Linked DNA regions of Homo sapiens: region 1 is linked to region 2. A link is a loop called in an ENCODE intact Hi-C map of the cell type or tissue named here. Cell type or tissue: gastrocnemius medialis. All regions are shown on one strand.

The links. Hi-C counts contacts between places; a loop is a spot of excess contacts. Peaks named below come from ENCODE experiments on the same cell type or tissue, not always from the same donor. Only the 100,000 strongest peaks of a DNase experiment are listed, where the experiment ranks them.
Region 1: it touches region 2 in a loop (16-fold over the local background); 1 of 110 quality-filtered maps calls a loop at or near these places.

The regions. Positions count from the first base shown.
Region 1 is chr10:96,485,269-96,490,268 of GRCh38, forward strand. All of the region lies in intron 1 of TLL2 (tolloid like 2), which reads right to left. Among named protein-coding and RNA genes, the nearest start is that of TLL2, 26 kb to the right of the region's middle. RefSeq lists an enhancer at 1,568-2,067. In gastrocnemius medialis, no CTCF peak of the experiment used is centred here; no DNase peak of the experiment used is centred here.
Region 2 is chr10:95,586,217-95,591,216 of GRCh38, forward strand. No RefSeq gene overlaps it. Among named protein-coding and RNA genes, the nearest start is that of SORBS1, 27 kb to the left of the region's middle. In gastrocnemius medialis, no CTCF peak of the experiment used is centred here; a DNase peak (open chromatin) is centred at 1,996.

The DNA.
Region 1 (5,000 bases), 900 kb after region 2:
AATAAATAAATTAGATTTAATCAAATTTATAAATTTTTGTGCATTGTGACATTATCAGAAAAGGAGGACATTATCAAGAAAGTGAAAAGACAAATTACAGAATGGGAGAAAATTTGTGCAAGTCATATATCTTATAAGAGCCTAGAATCCAGAATATAAAATGAACTCTTACAATTCAACAACAAAAAGGCAACCCAATTAAAACTAAGCAAAGGATTTGAAAAAACACATCTGTAAGGAAAAGATATAAATGGCCAACACATGAAAAGATGCTCAAAAGCATCAGTCATTAGGGAAATGCAAATCAAAACCACAATGAAGTACCACTTCACAGCCATTTGGATGGCTAGAATAAAAAATTAGAAAATAAAAAGTGTTGACTGAATACAATAACTGTCTCTCAATTTAAAGCTTTTCTTGGGGACCCAAACTTTGTACAAGGAAGTCTATCTGACAATTCCTTGAAATCTGACTGTCATCTAGAACTCCCTTGAAATGTGTGACAAGGTTGGTTTGGTCAAAGATGGTTTCCGGCTGCCTGCGCTGAGCCCTTCGGTTTCCCACTTCCCTGAAGATTTGGCACAAGACAGTCCACGGTGCAGCGCCATTTTTCCCCCAAAGAAAAAGTGTCCGATGTCAATTATGGCAATGGCAATGGCAGGCAATCAGGAATACTTCTCAAACATTCTAAGAGAAGAAAGAGAGAAGCAGGGGGTGGGAGAAGGGAACAGATGAACGGGCACTGGGAAAACCACCCAAGCCAAGGAAGTTACATAGTGGTCTTCCAACTTCTGTGCTCACATGTTCCTGAATCATTTTGAAAAGCTACATATCCCTTTGTTAGCCTGACACTTCAGATTTTTCACGATAAGTTTAAATACTTATTTTGCTCATGAAAAGAAAATAATAAGTATTTTATAAGACGAGGATTGACTATACGTGGAATAAATGTTTCATGATATGGTTTGGTAAAATAGGTTTAACTACCTTTTGGAATAGCATGCTGAAACCAAAAGAAAACAAGAAAAATGTTCATCCTGGGTTTTATCCATATAGTTTGAAAAATTTAGAGGTCCAGGGAGCATTCTAGTTATACTTAAGAGAATCACTATCATTAACTACCCTACTTCAGTTGTTCTGAAATCAAAATATTCCTCCCTGCCCCAAGCATTTCCCTTAATAGAAATTCCTATAGATGAGAAGAGACAGAAGAGCTGCAGGTCTAAGACACTCTGGCTCCTCATCGAAGAAGGCTGCTCTATAACCAACCATTTCTCATTTTTCCTTTGACACTCGGGGGTTTTGTACACAGTGGGATTCCAGATGGGTGACAGGTAAGCCTCTCTCCCATGAAGTGCAGGAAGGGCCACGTGCCCAGCATCCTCCTGCTGTCTTAGTATAGAATCCCAGATGCATGCTTCAGAACCTGGAAGTTCACTCCCTTGAACCATCTGTAGAGAGCACCCCTGGGAAGTCCAATGCCCCTGCACACCACAGTTTGAAGGCGGAGCATGGCAGAGGGGCCAAGCAGGGCAGAGCAGCGGGGGCCGCTCTGCAGCAGCCCCTTCCCAAAGTCACAGGGCTGCTGGGAAACTCCTCCCACACTGTCCCCTGGGCCTGCTCAGCTGGCTTCGTCTCCATCTCCTCATGTCCAGTGCTCAGGCGTCCTCCTGACACCAAAGGGTGGGAGCCCCAGGCTGATTCCCTTGCAGGGAAATCCTTTACGAAGGCACTTTCTGCCTGCAGTCTTCGTATTGTTCACCTGGGGAGGCAGGCTCATTAAAAGCATGTACTTTTAAGCCAGAAAGACCTGGGTTCCAATCCCAGTGCCATCACTGAAGAGCTGTGTGACCTCGGGTAACTCACTTGGTCTCTCTGAGCCATGGTTTCCTCATCTGGAAATAGAGGTGCCTACCTGGTAGAAGTGTGTGAGAATTAAACAACATGAGGTCTGTTAAGCAGCCAGTGCCAGGCCTGGCCTGTGGCAAGCATGCAGTGAAGAGTGGTACCTCTCCAACCTCCACTTTGCTCCTCCTGGTTCCTGTCTCTCTCCCTCCCCCACCTGTCCTCATCCAGAAGACCCCACCCTGCAAAACTCAACTCAGCTTCCATCACCACTATTTGCCCTCCCACCCCGACACACTCTTTCCTTTCTCTGTATTCCTTTAGGACAAATGGTCTCAACCAGACAATATTAACCAGACAGCGGGGGCTAAATCATGCTGCTATACTCATCTAACACTTACTGAGGCAGCACACGCCAGGCATTGGCAGGGGTAGGGGTGGGGGTTGAAGTAGGTGGAGTTGGGGGAGGGAGAGGAGATCATGTTCTCTGTAATGCTTTACAGTTAACACTGGATTGTACACAGGCATCGCTTCTTTTAGTTTTTGCATCAACGCATATTGGTCTCGTTCCACTTTTACCGATTAAGAACCTGAGACTCAGAAAAGAGAATGACTCGCCTGGGGTCACAGGGCCAGCAAGCAGCAGAGCCAGAACCCCCAAGCCAGGGTTCTTCCCAGTCCCGCAGCGGCTTCCTAAGCTCTTAGCATCTACTCAACTTCCCAGATTGTGCCAGAGTCTAAACGCCATGACAACAGGCTCCCATGTACATTTCACTTGTGAAATCCCATTTTATACTCGCCAAGGAAAGTCATCACACGGTGCAGTATGGGCCCAGTGGCTGACGGTGAAGGAACCGAATCAGATAGCCCCCAGCTCACGTCCTGCCTGGGAAGCCTTGGACAAATAACTTTACCTCTCTAAGCCTCAGTTTCTTCATCTTCCAAGTGTGAATAAAGAGTCATAATATCTTCCACATGGGGTTGTTGCGAGCATCAGCTGAGATAATGCGGATCCATGCTCAGCACAGAACTGGCACCAGGCCCCACTCAGCAAATATGAGATGGAGGAGCTGCACCCTGCAGGCACTGAGGTCACCGGCCATGGCCCACATCAGTGTGATGTGTAGTGAGCTAAGAGACGTTTTTACAGGTTTGATCCCTTTGGGAGGCACTGACTTAGCGCTTGCGTGCCCAGCCCAGGGCAGCCCTTACCGACAACAGCTGCAAGAGGGCATGGCCTGGCCCTTCCGCAGCACCTGCGGGAAGCCCCCATGGTGTGGGACTGGATCCTAGCCCACCTCAAGGCCCAGAGAGCCCCTTCCCACGCCAGCCCGGGCTCCCACACTGCGGTCCTGCAGACTCTTCCCTTGTGTTCTACAGATCTTGCCCCAGGATCCCATGGACAGTTCCTGTGGATCAAAGACAGTCCAAGAAGGCCACGTGCCCTTCACTCAGAGGGGACACAGCCCATAGCATGAGTCAGCGCTGCCCCTTAGGCTCACAGATACAGCCTTCAAGCAAGAGTGGCTGCACCCCAGAACACAGGTCCAGAATGTCAGCTGGAGTCTCCAAGCCACCACCGCCTTCCATAGACAGCAGCATGTTCTGCAGGGGGTCTGAGTGATTCATTCAAGGTCACATAGTGAGTCATTTGGCAGAGTGAAGACTCAAGTCCAGGACCACTCATAACAATGGTGTCTGAACCAGCAGGGCCCACATGTATCTGGGAGCCAAGGATGGAAACCCCTGCGTGGAAGGAAGAAGAAACTGCCCTTGATACTCTAAATAAACCAAAGGCTGCTGTGGGAACCTAGACTCCTGACACAATGCGTTCTTCATAGCAGAGGTCCTTCCATTACATGAAATGTGTGTCTTCAGAGAGAAGAGCAGGGCACTAAGGGGTAAGTTCAAAACCAACATAGCCCAGGAACAGCAAAGAGCGCTGTGACTAATTGTGATGTGTGCCATGGGCATGAGTGCATAGGGCAACCCTCATGGCACACATTTGCCATCCTTGCCTTCCTCATTAAGAAGGAAATCAGGGTAATGCTGCTGCAGGAGAGAAACCAGGAGTTTGGTATCAAAGCAGCTGCTCTCCTAGATAACCTAAAAGAATAAACTGAAGTGATCCCAAGCCAGGTGCAGTGGCTCACCTGTAATCCCAGCACTTTGGGAGGCCAAGGTGGGAACATCACCTGAGCACGGGAGTTTGAGACCAGCCTGGGCAACAACGTGAGACCCCTGTCTCTACCAAAAAATCAAAACATTAGCTGGGCATGGTGGCACACACCAGTGGCCCCAGGTACATGGGAGGCTGAGGCAGGAGGATCACTTGAATCCGGGAGGTTGAGGCTGCAGTGAGCCATGATGGTGTCAGTCCACTCCAGCCTGGGCAACAGAGCAAAACCTTGTCGAAAGAAAGAAGAAAGAGAGAGAGAGAGAAAGAAAGAAAGCGATCCCATCAACATGGTACCCGCTAACCACATGTGGTTATTGGGCACTGAAATGTGATTATATGATTGAGGAACTGAATTTTACATTTTATTTCCTTTTAATTAATTTAAGTTTAAATTGCCACATGTGGCTAGCTATATATAAGCATAACATAAATAATACAAATTGTAAATGATACAATACAAACAACTATATGTTACTTATAAAATAAAATAATGTAAAAATTCTATTCAAAATAACATATCTCAGCCGGGTGCAGTGGCTCACGCCTGTAATCCTAGCACTTTGGGAGGCCAAGGCAGGTGGATTACGTGAGGTCAGGAGTTCGAGACCAGCCTGGCCAACATGGTGACACCTGTCTCTACTAAAAATACAAAAATTAGCCAGGCGTGGTTGTGCGCGCCTGTAGTCCCAGCTACTTGGGAGGCTGAGGCAGGAGAATCACTTGAACCCAGGAGGTGGAGGTTACAGTGACCTGAGATTTGCACCACTGCACTCCAGCCTGGGTGACAGAGTGAGACTCTGTCTCAAAAAAAAATAAAAACAATTGGAAAAAAATTAAAATAATATAGCTAGGAACAACCTTGATGACAAAAATGTGTTACTAAGTCAGGAAATGTAAAATTCTACTAAAAGCTATAAAAAGTGACTGACGAGACATGTTTCTGGTAAGAAAGACTATAGTAAAGAACCGTTAACTC
Region 2 (5,000 bases):
CAATGAGGATTATAACTTCATTGATCTCAAACTCATTAAATATATTAAACCCATGAATTTTTAATGACACTTAGAAAAAAAAAAGCCTCATTTGTCATCTTTTGAAGGATGCTAGGAAATCAACCTATTATTTTGAAACTGACAAGGAAGGAAAACAAACAGCATTGATTCTGTCTTTTCCAACTGTGTGTCATGATAACCAAATAGTTGATAAGAAGATGATTTTCTTTATAGAAACATTCTAGCTAATAAATTAAGAAGAAAAGAAGCTAAGAAATGTTAGCATATCTAGCTCTGTCACCCAGGCTAGAGTATAGTGGCATGTAGCCTCAACCTCCTGGGTTCAAGCCATCCTCCCAACTCAGCCTAAAGGTACACACCACCCTGCCCCAGCTAATTTTTTTTTTCTATTTTTTGTAGACAGCGGTGTCTCACTTTGTTGCCCAGGCTGGTCTTGAATTCCTGGGCTCAAGTGATCTTCCCACCTCTGCCTCTCAAAGTCCTGGGATTACAGGCATGAGCCACCATGCCCAGCCTCCTTAAATATCATTTAATATTAATTGCATGTTCAAATTTCACAGATGGCGTCATACAATTTTTTTTTTTTTTTTTGAGACAGGGTCTCACTGTGTCCACCCAGGCTGGAGTGCAGTGGCACGATCTTGGCTCACTGCAACCTCTGCCGCTCTGGTTCAAGCGATTCTCCTGCCTCAGCCTCCCGAATAGCTGGGATTACAGGCATGCGCTATCATGCCTGGCTAATTTTTGTATTTTTAGTAGAGACAGGGTTTTGCCATGTTGGCCAGACTGGTCTCGAGCTCCTAACCTCAAGTGATCCGCCTGCCTCAGCCTCCCAAAGTGCTGGGGCTACAGGCATGAGCCACCGCACCCGGTCCAGCTTTTTGTGTTTCCATCAGGAGGCACATAATGCCCAGTTATCTTTCTTTTTTTGATGTTAGCAGCTATTGATGATCATTGCCTAGCTCCATTATTTCATTAAGAGTTGCAAAATTTCGATATGCAAAATGTTGATATGCTAACATTTCTTAGCTTCTTTTCTTCTTCATTTATTAGCTAGAATGTTTCTATAAAGAAAATCGCCTTCTTATCAACTATTTGGTTATCATGACACACAGTTGGAAAAGAAAAGACAGAATCAATGCTGTTTGTTTTCCTTCCTTGTCAGTTTCAAAATAATAGGTTGATTTCCTAGCATCCTTCAAAAGATGACAAATGAGGCTGTTTTTTTTCTAAGTACCATTAAAAATTCATGGGTTTAATATATTTAATGAGTTTGAGATCAATGAAGTTATAATCCTCATTGATTCTTCTACCATTGGCCAGTGGGACTGTGGGGATCTCTTAATTTGCTCCTGAGCCCTCTTGACCCAACTCCATGGTGTTTGATAGGTTCTTACTTTCTGTGAACTCAACTTCTGAGATAATCTCTAAGGTCCTTCTTAGTCCTGCCCTCAGATCAAGTAAAGAATAGAGCCCATCCTTGGCCTCATATAGTATACACATTGAGACACAAAGGTTATTTTCTTCTTGGGTCTTACAGGAAAGATTTCTGAAAGGTAGGAGGAAGAGGGTGTGTGTAAACCCAACTCATCTCCTCAGGCTAGAGGAGGAGGCCTGAGGCTGTCAGTGAAAGTGGGGTGGGGGTGGGGAGTAGGGGGACAGAATCACAGCTCTGTCCTGGGAAATCAGGGAGAGAGTGGTTGCTTCAATTTCAAGTCATCTCCTCAAATCAACCCAAGTGCATGTCTCAACAGAACTGATTCCCTGTAACTACTTTCCTGCCGACCCTCTCTTCCCCACTCCCTGCTCTTCAGTTAGGGTAGTGTAGTTTGGGGAGGCACATAAAAATGCCTGGAGATCCTAAGTTGGAAAAGTAAGGTGTGAGGAAGGTAACCTGGTCACCCTGGCAAAAAAGAGAGCTTGACTGAGTCAGTCCCTATCCCAAGACTGGGTGGATCCAGTCACCACCCAAGAGTCCTGGGCCTGAGGCCAGCTTCTGCACTGCCCTGCCCTGTCCCTGCATAACCAGGGTATGACAACTCAAGCATCCAGGTGGAAGGAATGACACAAACAGAACCTGTCTCCTTTAGCTTCCAAGACTCAAAGAAGTGAGCTTTGTGAGAGGGAAAAGCCTGGTTGAGAATGTCAGATAGAGGTGGGCATAACTCGATTTATAGCTTTTAAGCACTTAGACATTTGTCACATGGGACAATATTTGCACTTTTGCAAACACCAGGGCAGTGTTGGTCCTTCTGGCTTGGGCATTTCAAGTGAGTGTTTGGATGCCCCAAGTGAGGACGTCTGGTTAGACTTCATGGTCCAGGCTAGTCCCCTGTCCAGCTTTTTCTTTTCCTTTCCCAGTCATGGAAAGGAAAACATGGAAAACAGACCACCTTTGGCATTACTGAATTCTGAGCATGTCCAGAATTTGGCTTGGGGCTGCTGCTTTTTGTGTAAAGTTAGGGGAAACCTGCAGTTTTGGAAAAGCATCTGGGAGCAAGAGATACATCTTGGGTTCTTCCTTCTTTCAGAAAGGTCCTGATAGCCAAGGATAGTCCCTCTCAATTACCACAACTGTATGCCCCTGCCCCTTGATCAAAGCTGATTAACACAGTGCAGACACCTTGCCCAAATTTCCTTATCTGAGAGCTCCAAAGAGAGAGGGATGTTCCGAGGATGAGAATTTCCGAAACTTAATTCCTTCCTTGCCTAAATCTTTGCTGTTCATCTTTTCCTTCAATTATGTGACACACTCCATACCCTTCAAAAAACACAGCTTTTTGCTCATTCGAGCTAACTTAAGTCAGTTTCTGTTGTCTGCATCCACACACAGATGAAAAACCCTTAACTGAAATTACTGTTCAATGGTGCTCTGGATGAAGAGCCCAGGCACCTAAATTCATCCCTTTCCCTCTGACTCCCCCATCCCTGTCATCACGTCTTTAAATCCCAGACTCATTATCCTCTGCTTACAGCCAGCACCAAGGCAATAAGGGGAGATAAAAATGAGAAAAAAATGATGATGATGATAATAATACTTATTTTTTGAGCACCTTTTATACCAGGAATTGTGTTAAGTGCTTTACATAAATCATTTTATTGAATCAAATCCTCATAAACAACTCTGGGTTTGTTAGGACGCTTTTGACTCCATGTAAGAGAAATCCCAAATAAAAATAGCTTAAACGTGAGGAAATGAGTTATTTTCTATGTAATAATAAGTCCCTACCAGGGGTAGCTTTAGGGTTGGTTAAATTAGAAGCTTGATGATGTCATTAGGCACCCCAGTTCTTGCCATCTTTTCACTCTGCCATCCTTAGTTGGCTTGGATCGTCAGCCTGGGTACCCTTGTGACCACAAAATGGCTGTTACACTTCCAGGCATCCCATCTGGACATGACAGTATTTAGCAGAGGGACGATCTCTTCCTTGTATCTTTTTTAAGTACAAGAAAAGCTTTCCAAGAAGCCTCTAGTTGATCACCCCTCTCATCTCAGTGGCCAGAACTGGGTCATACATGCATGCTTAATCCAACCATTGACCCAAAAGTGGTATTATTGCAATGGGCCTACACCAAGCATAATTCACCCCTGAGTTGAAAGAGGAAGAGATAAAACACTCTGAAAAAAAAAAAGAAAAATGAGATCTGGCCAGGCGCAGTGGCTCATGCCTGTAATCCCAGCACTTTGGGAGGCTGAGGTTGGCGGATCATGAGGTCAGGAGATCAAGACCATCCTGACCAACATGGTGAAACCCCTCTCTACCAAAAACACAAAAATTAGCTGGGCGTGGCAGCGCGTGCCTGTAATCCCAGCTTCTTGGGAGGTTGACGCAGGAGAATCGCTTGAACCAGGGAGGCGGATATTACAGTGAGCCAAGATCGCGCCACTGCACTCCAGCCTGGTGACAGAGCTAGACTCCGCTCAAAAAAAAAAAAAAAAAAAAAAACAAAACAAAAACACTATTTTTCAGCAAAGAAAAGGGGAGGAACCCATTCGGTAGTTAACCAACAGTGTCTGCTGCAAACCTTCGAGATACACATGAGCAATTCAGAGGGGTAGAGTGATTTGCCCAAGGTCAAACAACCAGTTAATTGCAGATATGGAGTCTGAATCCGGAACTGTCCATCTCTAAAATCTACTCTTTTAACCTGTATTCTGGGAGGCAGTTAGTCCACACTAAATTCTTTTGCCTTTGAGAAACGCAGGTTGCTAAGGCTGTCCTGATTATTTCATGAAAATAACTGGTGTAGGAGCTACAAATTGATCATATTCAGGAGACCAAGCCACACAGCAAACTTATCTAGCCTCACTGAATCTGTTCCCCACTGGCTCACTCAAGTCTCCTCAAATACAGTGGTGAGGAAACTTAAAAGAAGCTCAATTCGGCAAACAGCAGGCTTCAGTCTTAGATATCTGGCTTTCGGAGTGGGCATCATAAGTGAACAAATATCCTTTCTGTGTCCTTCCACATCTCCTCTTATTGGTATTGCCACCTTTGGGGAATTCTTTCTACCCAATTTCATTTATTTGGTTCTGATAGGGACTTCCAGTGACAGTACCAAGACATCAAGTCCCAGCTATTCAGGAGGCCAAGGCAGGATGATCACTTGAGCCCAGGAGTTTGAGACCAGCGTGGGCAACACAGTAAAATCTCATCTCAGGCCAGGCGCGGTGGCTCATGCCTGTAATCCCAGCACTTTGGCAGGCTGCGGCGGGTGGATCACGAGGTCAGGAGATCAAGACCTTCCTGGCCAACATGGTGAAACCCGTCTCTACAAAAAGTACAAAAATTAGCCGGGTGTGGTAGTGCATGCCTGTAATCCCAGCTACTCAGGAGGCTGAGGCAGGAGAATCGCTTGAACCAAGGAGTCGGAGGTTGCAGTGAGCCGAGATCACGCTACTGTACTCCAGCCTGGTGACAGAGCGAGACTCAGTCTAAAAACAAAAAACAAAAAAACCCTCAACTCTATCAGTCAAT